2 separate regions of the Homo sapiens genome follow, and region 1 is linked to region 2. A link is a contact called in ENCODE Hi-C or POLR2A ChIA-PET data. All regions are on one chromosome and are shown on one strand. Each heading gives the region's core, a stretch centred on a gene start or an enhancer-like site at or near the end of the contact. The rest is flanking DNA. Distances are from core to core; before and after follow the strand shown.

The links. Hi-C counts contacts between places; a loop is a spot of excess contacts on that map. ChIA-PET counts read pairs that join two places held with the same protein, here RNA polymerase II (POLR2A). Pooled maps may share reads with other maps.
Region 1: a loop to region 2 is called in a pooled map, with 2.9 times the contacts of the local background. The contact joins the enhancer-like site here to the promoter of RAVER1 in region 2. A Hi-C loop is called at or near these places in 1 of 37 single-sample maps with no recorded cell type and 8 of 50 pooled maps. POLR2A ChIA-PET finds 5 or more read pairs at or near these places in 1 of 52 experiments (activated naive CD4-positive, alpha-beta T cell).

The regions. Positions count from the first base shown.
Region 1 is chr19:10,591,115-10,595,296 of GRCh38, reverse strand. No RefSeq gene overlaps it. Among named protein-coding and RNA genes, the nearest start is that of AP1M2, 5.9 kb to the right of the region's middle. RefSeq lists enhancers at 1,129-1,653, 2,180-2,704 and a silencer at 4,117-4,182. Within about 2 kb of position 1,301, at least 14 of the 41 ENCODE cell types and tissues checked have a DNase peak (open chromatin) inside an H3K27ac peak, as active enhancers do.
Region 2 is chr19:10,330,705-10,334,778 of GRCh38, reverse strand. RAVER1 (ribonucleoprotein, PTB binding 1) reads left to right here and starts at 1,250. Exons shown (of 13, transcript NM_133452.3): 1 at 1,250-1,490. The coding sequence starts at 1,272. It overlaps ICAM3 (intercellular adhesion molecule 3), which reads left to right. Exons shown (of 7, transcript NM_002162.5): 5 at 1-251; 6 at 371-619; 7 at 720-1,003. The coding sequence ends at 922. RefSeq lists enhancers at 1-225, 850-989, 1,230-1,449, 940-1,856, 1,857-2,773 and a silencer at 1,622-1,845.

The sequences.
Region 1 (4,182 bases), core at 52-2,551, 260 kb before region 2:
TCAAAAAAAAAAGAAAAAAAAGCTGGGCGCGGCGGCTCACGCCTATAATCCCAGCACTTTGGGAGGCTGAGGCAGGCACATCTCCAGGTCAGGAGTTCCAGACCAGCTTGGCCAAGAGACCAGCCTGGCCAATATGGCGAAACCCTGCCTCTACTAAAAATACAAAAATTAGCCGGGTGTGGTGGCAGGCACCTGTAGTCCCAGCTACTCGGGAGGCTGAGGCAGGAGAATGGCATGAACCCGGGAGGCAGAGCTTGCAGGGAGCTGAGATCGTGCCACTGCACTCCAGCCTGGGCAACAGAGCGAGACTCTGTCTCAAAAAAAAATAATAATAAAATAATAAAAGTAAATGAATAAATAAAATATAAAAAAATAAAATTAGCTGGGCGTGGTGGGGGGCGCCTGTAATCCCAGCTACTCAGGAGGCTGAGGCAGGAGAACTGCTTGAACCTAGGAGATGGAGGCTGCAGTGAGCCGAGATTGTGCCACTGCACTCAAGCCTCGGTGACGGTGAGACTCCATCTCAAAATAAATAAAAAAAAGAAAAGAAGAAGAAGAAGGAGGAGGAGGAGAAGGAAAAGGAGAAGAAGAAGAAGAAGAAGAGTGGGTGCCAGGGGTTGGGAGAGGGAGAAGGAGTGTTTCATAGGGAGAAGTTTTCCTTTGGGAAGATGAGAAAGTTCTGGAGATGGATGGTGGTGACGGTTGCATGGCCATTAATGTGCTTAATGCCACCGAACTGTGCACTTCAAAATGGCTAAGGTGGCCAGCTGTGGTGGCACGTGTCTATAGTCTCAGCTACTTGGGAGGCTGAGGTGGGAGGATGGCTTGAGACAGCAGGAGAGGAACTGAAATTCGGGCAGTTAGGGTGTCTGGGACAGCAGGTTCAGGTGGTGTCCTGTGGCAGAGGTCAGCAGGTGTCTGACTGTGCCAGGTGGGGGTGGTTGGAGGGCAATGGGGGGCCATAGAGGATGTGAGAGTGAGAGTCAAAAAATAATTGTGAGTTTCAGAGAGATCTCTTTAGTGGTGTGGAGAAGGGATTGTGGACAGGGCCTAGAGGCGTGGTCCCTGGGAGAGGCTGGAGGAGGCTCCAGGCATCCAGAAGGAACTAGGACAAGGCCACAGCCTCAGGGGGATGGGGGAGGCCGCCACTGAGGTGGGGCAGGCGGGGCAGGCAGAGCCAGCACACAGAGCTGCTCTGTTCTCTGACCCCAAGTAAGCTTTTGGGCTCATGAATTTTTCATGCCAAACAAGCCTGGAGTTTCAGATTCCAGGGCACTGGGCCCAGGCTTTCGGGTTCTGCTTACTGCCTGAAAACATCTCAGGGCCCCAGGAGATGAGTTCTTCATTTTGTTGTTGTTGTTGTTTTTGAGACAGAGTCTCACTCTATTGCCCCAGGCTGGAGTGCAATGGCGCAATCTTGGCTCACTGCAACCTCTGCCTCCCAGTTTCAAGTGATTCTCCTGCCTCAGTCTCCTGAGTAGGTGGGATTACAGGCATGTGCTACCACCCCCGGCTAATTCTGTATTTTTAGTCCAGACAGGGTTTCACCATTTTGGCCAGGCTGGTCTCAAACTCCTGACCTCAGGTGATCCACCCACCTCAGCCTCCCGAAGTGCTAGGATTACAGGCGTGAGCCACCACGCCCGGCTGCCAGGAGACGAGTTATTTTGAGGTTCAGCAATGTCTAGGCTGGGGTGAGGGCCTAGCAGTGACTGCATCCCCCTAGGTGACCTTCTCAGCAGGCAGTTGCTGGGAGCATGAAGGACCACCCCCCTCCTTTGGGCAGAAGCAACATAAAGTCTTGGGCTTTAGGCTGGGCGAGATGGCTCACGCCTATAATCCCAGCACTGTGGGAGGCCGAGGCGGGTGGACCACTTAAGTCCACAAGTTGGAGACCAGCCTGGGCGACATTGTGAAACCTGTCTGTACCAAAAAGTATAAAAATTAGCTGGATGTGGTGGTCACGCACCTGTGGTCCCAGCTGTGCAGGAGGCTGGGGTGGGAGAATTGCTTGATTGCTTGAACCTGGGGAGGTGGAGGTTGCAGTGAGCTGAGATCACACCACTGCACTCCAGCCTGGGTGACAGAGACCCTGCCTCAAAAATAATAATAATAATAATAATAATAATCAGGGCCAGGTGCGATGGCTCACCCCTGTAATCCCAGCACTTTGGGAGGCTGAGGTGGGTGGATCACCTGAGGTCGGGAGTTTGAGACCAGCCTGACCAACATGGAGAAACCTTGTCTGTACTAAAAATACAAAATTAGCCAGGCATGGTGGTGCATGCCTGTAATCCCAGCTACTTGGGAGGCTGAGGCAGGAGAATCACTTGAACCTGGGAGGCGGAGGGTATGGTGAGCCAAGGTTGCACCATTGCCCTCCAGCCTGGGCAACAAGAGTGAAATTCCATCTCAAAAAACAAAAAAGTCCGGGTGCAGTGGCTCAAACCTGTAATCCCAGCACTTTGGGAGGCCAACGTGCAATGCGGGCGGATCACAAGGTCAGGAGTTTGAGACCGTCCTGGCCAAAATGGCGAACCCCCATCTCTACTAAAAATACAAAAATTAGCCAGGCATAGTGGCACAAACCTGTGGTCCCAGCTACTTGGGAAGCTGAGACAGAAGAATCACTCGAACCCGTGAGGCGGAGGTTGCAGTGAGTCAAGATCACACCACTCCACTCCAGCCTGGGCGACAGAGCGAGACTCTGTCTCAAAACAAAAAACAAAACAAAACAAAAAAACCTTGTGCTTTCCAGAGCTCAAATCCCAGCTCTGCTTCTTCTGACTGGATGACATTGTACAAATCACTTACTCTCTCAAGGCCTCAGTTTCCCTATCTGTCAAATGAAGATAATAGAGTTGGGGGAGGTGACTCGTGTCTGTAATCTCAGTGTTTTGGAAGGCTGAGGTGGGAGGACAGCTTGAGGCCAGAAGCTCAAGACCAGCTTGAGCAACGTAGCGAGACCCCATCTCTACAAAAAATTTAAAAATTGGGCAGGCACGGTGGCTCACGCCTGTAATCCCAGCACTTTGAGAGGCTGAGGTGTGCGGATCACGAGGTCAGGAGATCGAGACCATCTTGGCTAACACGGTGAAACCCCGTCTCTACTAAAAATACAAAAAAATTAGCCGGGCTTGATGGCGGATGCCTGTAGTCCCAGCTACTCCGGAGGCTGAGGCAGGAGAAGGGTGTGAACCTGTGAGGCGGAAGTTGCAGTGAGCCGAGATTGCGCCACTGCACTCCAGCCTGGGCGACAGAGCAAGACTCTGTCTCAAAAAAAAAAAAAAAAAAAATTTAAAAATTAGCTGGGAGTGGTGTTGCTCACCTGTAGTCCCAGCTACTGGAGAGGCCTAGGTGAGAGGATCTCTTGAGTTCAGAAGGTTGAGGCTGCAGTGAGCCGTGTTTGCACCACTGCACCGCAGCCTGGGCGACAAAGCAAGTCCTTGTCTCAAATAAATAAAAAAAAAAAATAGGCTTCTGTAATTCAAGGGGCTGTCTTGAGGATTCCTGCATGGGCGACATTTAGGGCCACCCTCACTTATGGTGAGCACCATTTAAGCCAGAGTTAGTGTTACTAATAGTAATATTTGCATCCAGCAATATAGCAAAGCAGGCGGAAGCAGGCTGGGACCAGATTCTTAAATCCCGGGACTCAGATTCGAATTCTGGGTCAACTGCCTCCTGGCTCTGGGGCCGTGGGCTTGGGCAGGTGCCTTCACTTCTCTGTGTCCCTGCTTCTACCTTTATAAGATGGCACGAAGGAGACTTGTGCCAGATGATAACTTTTTATTTTTCATTCTATTTATTTATTTTCTTGAGACGGAGTCTCACTCTGTCACCCAGGCTGGAGTGCAGTGGTGCCATCTCGGCTCACTATAACCTCCGCCTCCCCAGTTCAAGTGATTCTTCTGCCTCAGCCTCCCAAGTAGCTGGAATTACAGGCATGCGTCACCACGCCCGGCTAATTTTTGTATTTTTAGTGGAGACAGGGTTTCGCCATGTTGGCCAGGCTGGTCTCAAACTCCTGGCCTCAGGTGCTCTGTCCACCTTGGCCTCCCAAAGTGCTGGGATACAGGCATGAAACATTGCTCCTGGCCCAGATGATAATGTTTTAATTAAAGTGCAGTGCTGCTGTCAATGTTGATGTTAATTTCAGGTGGAGAGGCAAGTGGATGATCC
Region 2 (4,074 bases), core at 1-2,500:
CCTAGGACCCATTGTGAACCTCAGCGAGCCCACCGCCCATGAGGGGTCCACAGTGACCGTGAGTTGCATGGCTGGGGCTCGAGTCCAGGTCACGCTGGACGGAGTTCCGGCCGCGGCCCCGGGGCAGCCAGCTCAACTTCAGCTAAATGCTACCGAGAGTGACGACGGACGCAGCTTCTTCTGCAGTGCCACTCTCGAGGTGGACGGCGAGTTCTTGCACAGGAACAGTAGCGTCCAGCTGCGAGTCCTGTGTGAGTCGGTCACCCTGACCTTTAATCCCTCCACCCCTGCCCTGGAAAGATTAGACGCTCCTCTGCACCACTGTGCCTCGGGTGTGTTGGGTGTCTGATCACACATGGTGGTTCCACAGATGGTCCCAAAATTGACCGAGCCACATGCCCCCAGCACTTGAAATGGAAAGATAAAACGAGACACGTCCTGCAGTGCCAAGCCAGGGGCAACCCGTACCCCGAGCTGCGGTGTTTGAAGGAAGGCTCCAGCCGGGAGGTGCCGGTGGGGATCCCGTTCTTCGTCAACGTAACACATAATGGTACTTATCAGTGCCAAGCGTCCAGCTCACGAGGCAAATACACCCTGGTCGTGGTGATGGACATTGAGGGTGAGCTAACACGGGGCTGCGGGTCTGGACCGGTAAGCCGGGGGGCGGGGGGGTTGGAGACAGAAGGGACGCATATTGACTTAGCGCTTTCTCTGCACAGCTGGGAGCTCCCACTTTGTCCCCGTCTTCGTGGCGGTGTTACTGACCCTGGGCGTGGTGACTATCGTACTGGCCTTAATGTACGTCTTCAGGGAGCACCAACGGAGCGGCAGTTACCATGTTAGGGAGGAGAGCACCTATCTGCCCCTCACGTCTATGCAGCCGACAGAAGCAATGGGGGAAGAACCGTCCAGAGCTGAGTGACGCTGGGATCCGGGATCAAAGTTGGCGGGGGCTTGGCTGTGCCCTCAGATTCCGCACCAATAAAGCCTTCAAACTCCCTAATCTGTGGTTTGATTCCACCCGCGCTGCAAGTCTCTCCCACCCAGGTGCACATCCACTGAGTAGCGTCGCTGCGACGGAAGGGGGCGGGGCCTGTGGCGCGCAGACGCAGCTTGAACTCTTGAGAGGTGGGCTGGGGCTTAGCCAACGGGGCAAGGGGGGCGGGAAGGAGGTGGGGTTTCTCCCAGCCAATCGACGGGCGCGCCCTCGTTGCCGCTCTATGCCGCTCCGCCCCGGCTCGCTGGTCCCAGAAGGCGCCGGGTTTCCCAAGATGGCGGCGGACGTGTCCGTTACTCACCGGCCCCCGCTGAGCCCTAAGTCTGGGGCCGAAGTCGAAGCCGGCGATGCCGCGGAGCGCCGGGCGCCGGAAGAAGAGCTGCCGCCTCTAGATCCAGAAGAGATCCGGAAACGCCTGGAACACACCGAGCGCCAGTTCCGTAACCGCCGCAAGATACTGATCCGGGGCCTCCCGGGGGACGTGACCAACCAGGTATTGGGGGGGGCGGTGTAGGAGCGTGGCGGGAAATACCACGGTGCGCGTGCGCGGGGGGAACCGGGCGACACCAACGCTGAGGTGCGCGGGGGTCGTTGGCGGGGGCGCCCAAGCACCGGATCCACGCGGGATCGGGAGAGACCAAGAGCGGGACGTGGGGGGGCGATGATGAAAGGGGAAACCGACTGCGAAGTGAGGGAGGGCGTTGCTAGGGGCGACCACAGGCTTGGGCGACACCAAGTGATGGAAGCGGGCGGGGAATGGAAGGGGGCGGACAGCTTTGGTCCTGTTGGGGAATTGTGAATGGGCTGGTACATTGGACCACCAGTTGCCCCCTGCTTGGATGATGCTTTTCTCCACCCACTCTACCACAGGGTGGCGGGACCTCACATCCAGAAGTTTCAGGACTGCGGAGAGTACGCCCCTCCATATCACGCGTTTATTCACTGCTCTCAGAGATAAATCCGGAAGTTAACAGCAGCCCCTGGGTCTCAGCCCCCAAAACCTCAGGATTAATTTGGGAAAATGGGGTCTTCTGCCACCAGCCTACAGACCTACAGGAAGGAAGCGAGGCCTGTGTTCTATGGAGCCCCTCGTGGCTAATCTTCCTGCTAGGAGTGCCCTTCTCATGGGGCCAGCATGGGGCAGCGCTTCCCAATGCTCTTTGGACCCAGGGAAATGGCATCTATACTGCCCTGCCCTATGGCGGTGAAATAGGTTCTCGCTTCCTGCTGCTGAGATTCCCTGCTCTCCGGCCCACCAGCACACCGGGTGGGCACGTGGCTAGTGGAACCCCAGGGATGTTGGGAGGGGCTGAATTTGGGGACAGATCGGGACAGGGATCATTAAGGATGGTCAGGTTTCTTTCTGGGTCTTCCTCTCAGTGTCTGCAGTCTCTCAGCTGGGAACACATTGTCTCTCCTGCAAGATGCACAGTGTGTCTGGTCCCAGCAGGCGCCAGCACTTTGCCTTCAAAGCTGGCTTGAGAGGCTGGGCATGGTGGCTCATCCCTTTAATCCCAGCACTTTGAGAGGCTGAGGCAAGAGGCTGTATTGAGCCCAAGGGTTCGAGACTAGCCTGGGCGGTATAGTGAAACCCTCATCTCTACAAAAAATTTTTAAAAATTAGCCAGGCATGGTGGTGCGTGCCTGTAGTCCCAGCTACGCAGGAGGCTGAGGTGGGAGGATCACTTGAGCCTAGGAGGTTGAGGCTGCAGTGAGCTATGATTGTGCTACTACACTCTAGCCTAGGTGACAGAACAAGACACTATCTCTAAAAAAAAGAAAAATAAATGAGCTGGCTTGGAAGAGGGCAGCTTTATCAGCAGGAGGAAATTGGGAGGCATGTGAACCCACACAACGTGGGGCTTACTAGAAGGTGGGCTCCCCAGTCAGGTACCCATGGGTGGCTGCGCTGCCCAACTGCATGGCCTCCAGCAGATCTCTTCACTTCTCCTAGCCTAAGTTTTCTCATATACAACATGAGTTTGTTAATACTTCACTTACAGAGTTGTTGGAAACAGTGAATCTTGCAAAAGGAGGTTCATGCAGGTTAAATGGCTTCCCTAAAGGCATACTCTTTTTTTTTTTTTTTTTTTTTTTGAGACGGAGTCTCACTCTGTCGCCAGGCTAGAGTGCAGTGGCTTGATGTCTGCTCACTGCAACCTTCACCCCTCGGGTTCAAGCAATTGTCTTGCCTCAGTCTCCCGAGTAGCTAGGACTACAGGTGCACGCCACCACAGCCAGCTGATTTTTGTATTTTTAGTAGAGATGGGGTTTCACCTTCCTGGCCAGGATGGTCTCGATCTCTTGATCTTGTGACCCGCCTGCCTCAGCCTCCAAAGTGCTGGAATTACAGGCGTGAGCCCGGCCTCTTTTTTTTTTTTTTTTTTTGTTGTTGTTATTTTTTTTTTTTTTTTTTTTTTTTTTTGAGACGGAGTCTCGCTCTGTCGCCCAGGCTGGACTGCGGACTGCAGTGGCGCAATCTCGGCTCACTGCAAGCTCTGCTTCCCGGGTTCACGCCATTCTCCTGCCTCAGCCTCCCGAGTAGCTGGGAATACAGGCGCCTGCCACCGCGCCCGGCTAATTTTTTTGTATTTTTAGTAGAGACGGGGTTTCACCTTGTTAGCCAGGATGGTCTCGATCTCCTGACCTCGTGATCCACCCGCCTCGGCCTCCCAAAGTGCTGGGATTACAGGCGTGAGCCACCGCGCCCGGCCTTGTTGTTATTGTTGTTGACAGTGTCTCCCTTTGTCACCCAGGCTGGAGTGCAGTGGCACACTGCAACCTCTGCCTCCTGGGTGCAAGCAGTTCTCCTACCTCAGCCTCCCGAGTAGCTAGGATTACAGGTGTGCGCCACCACTCCTGGCTAATTTTTGTATTTTTAGTAGAGACAAGGTTTCACCATGTTGGCCAGGCTGGTCTCGAACTCCTGACCTCAGGTGATTCACCCGCCTCGGCCTCCCAAAATGCTGGGATTATAAGCGTGAGCCACCCCGCCCAGCCAGCTAAAGGTATACCCTCTAAGAGCATGTTGCCTGGGTAATAGCACAGTCTGCAGCTAGGTTCTGAATCCCATCTCT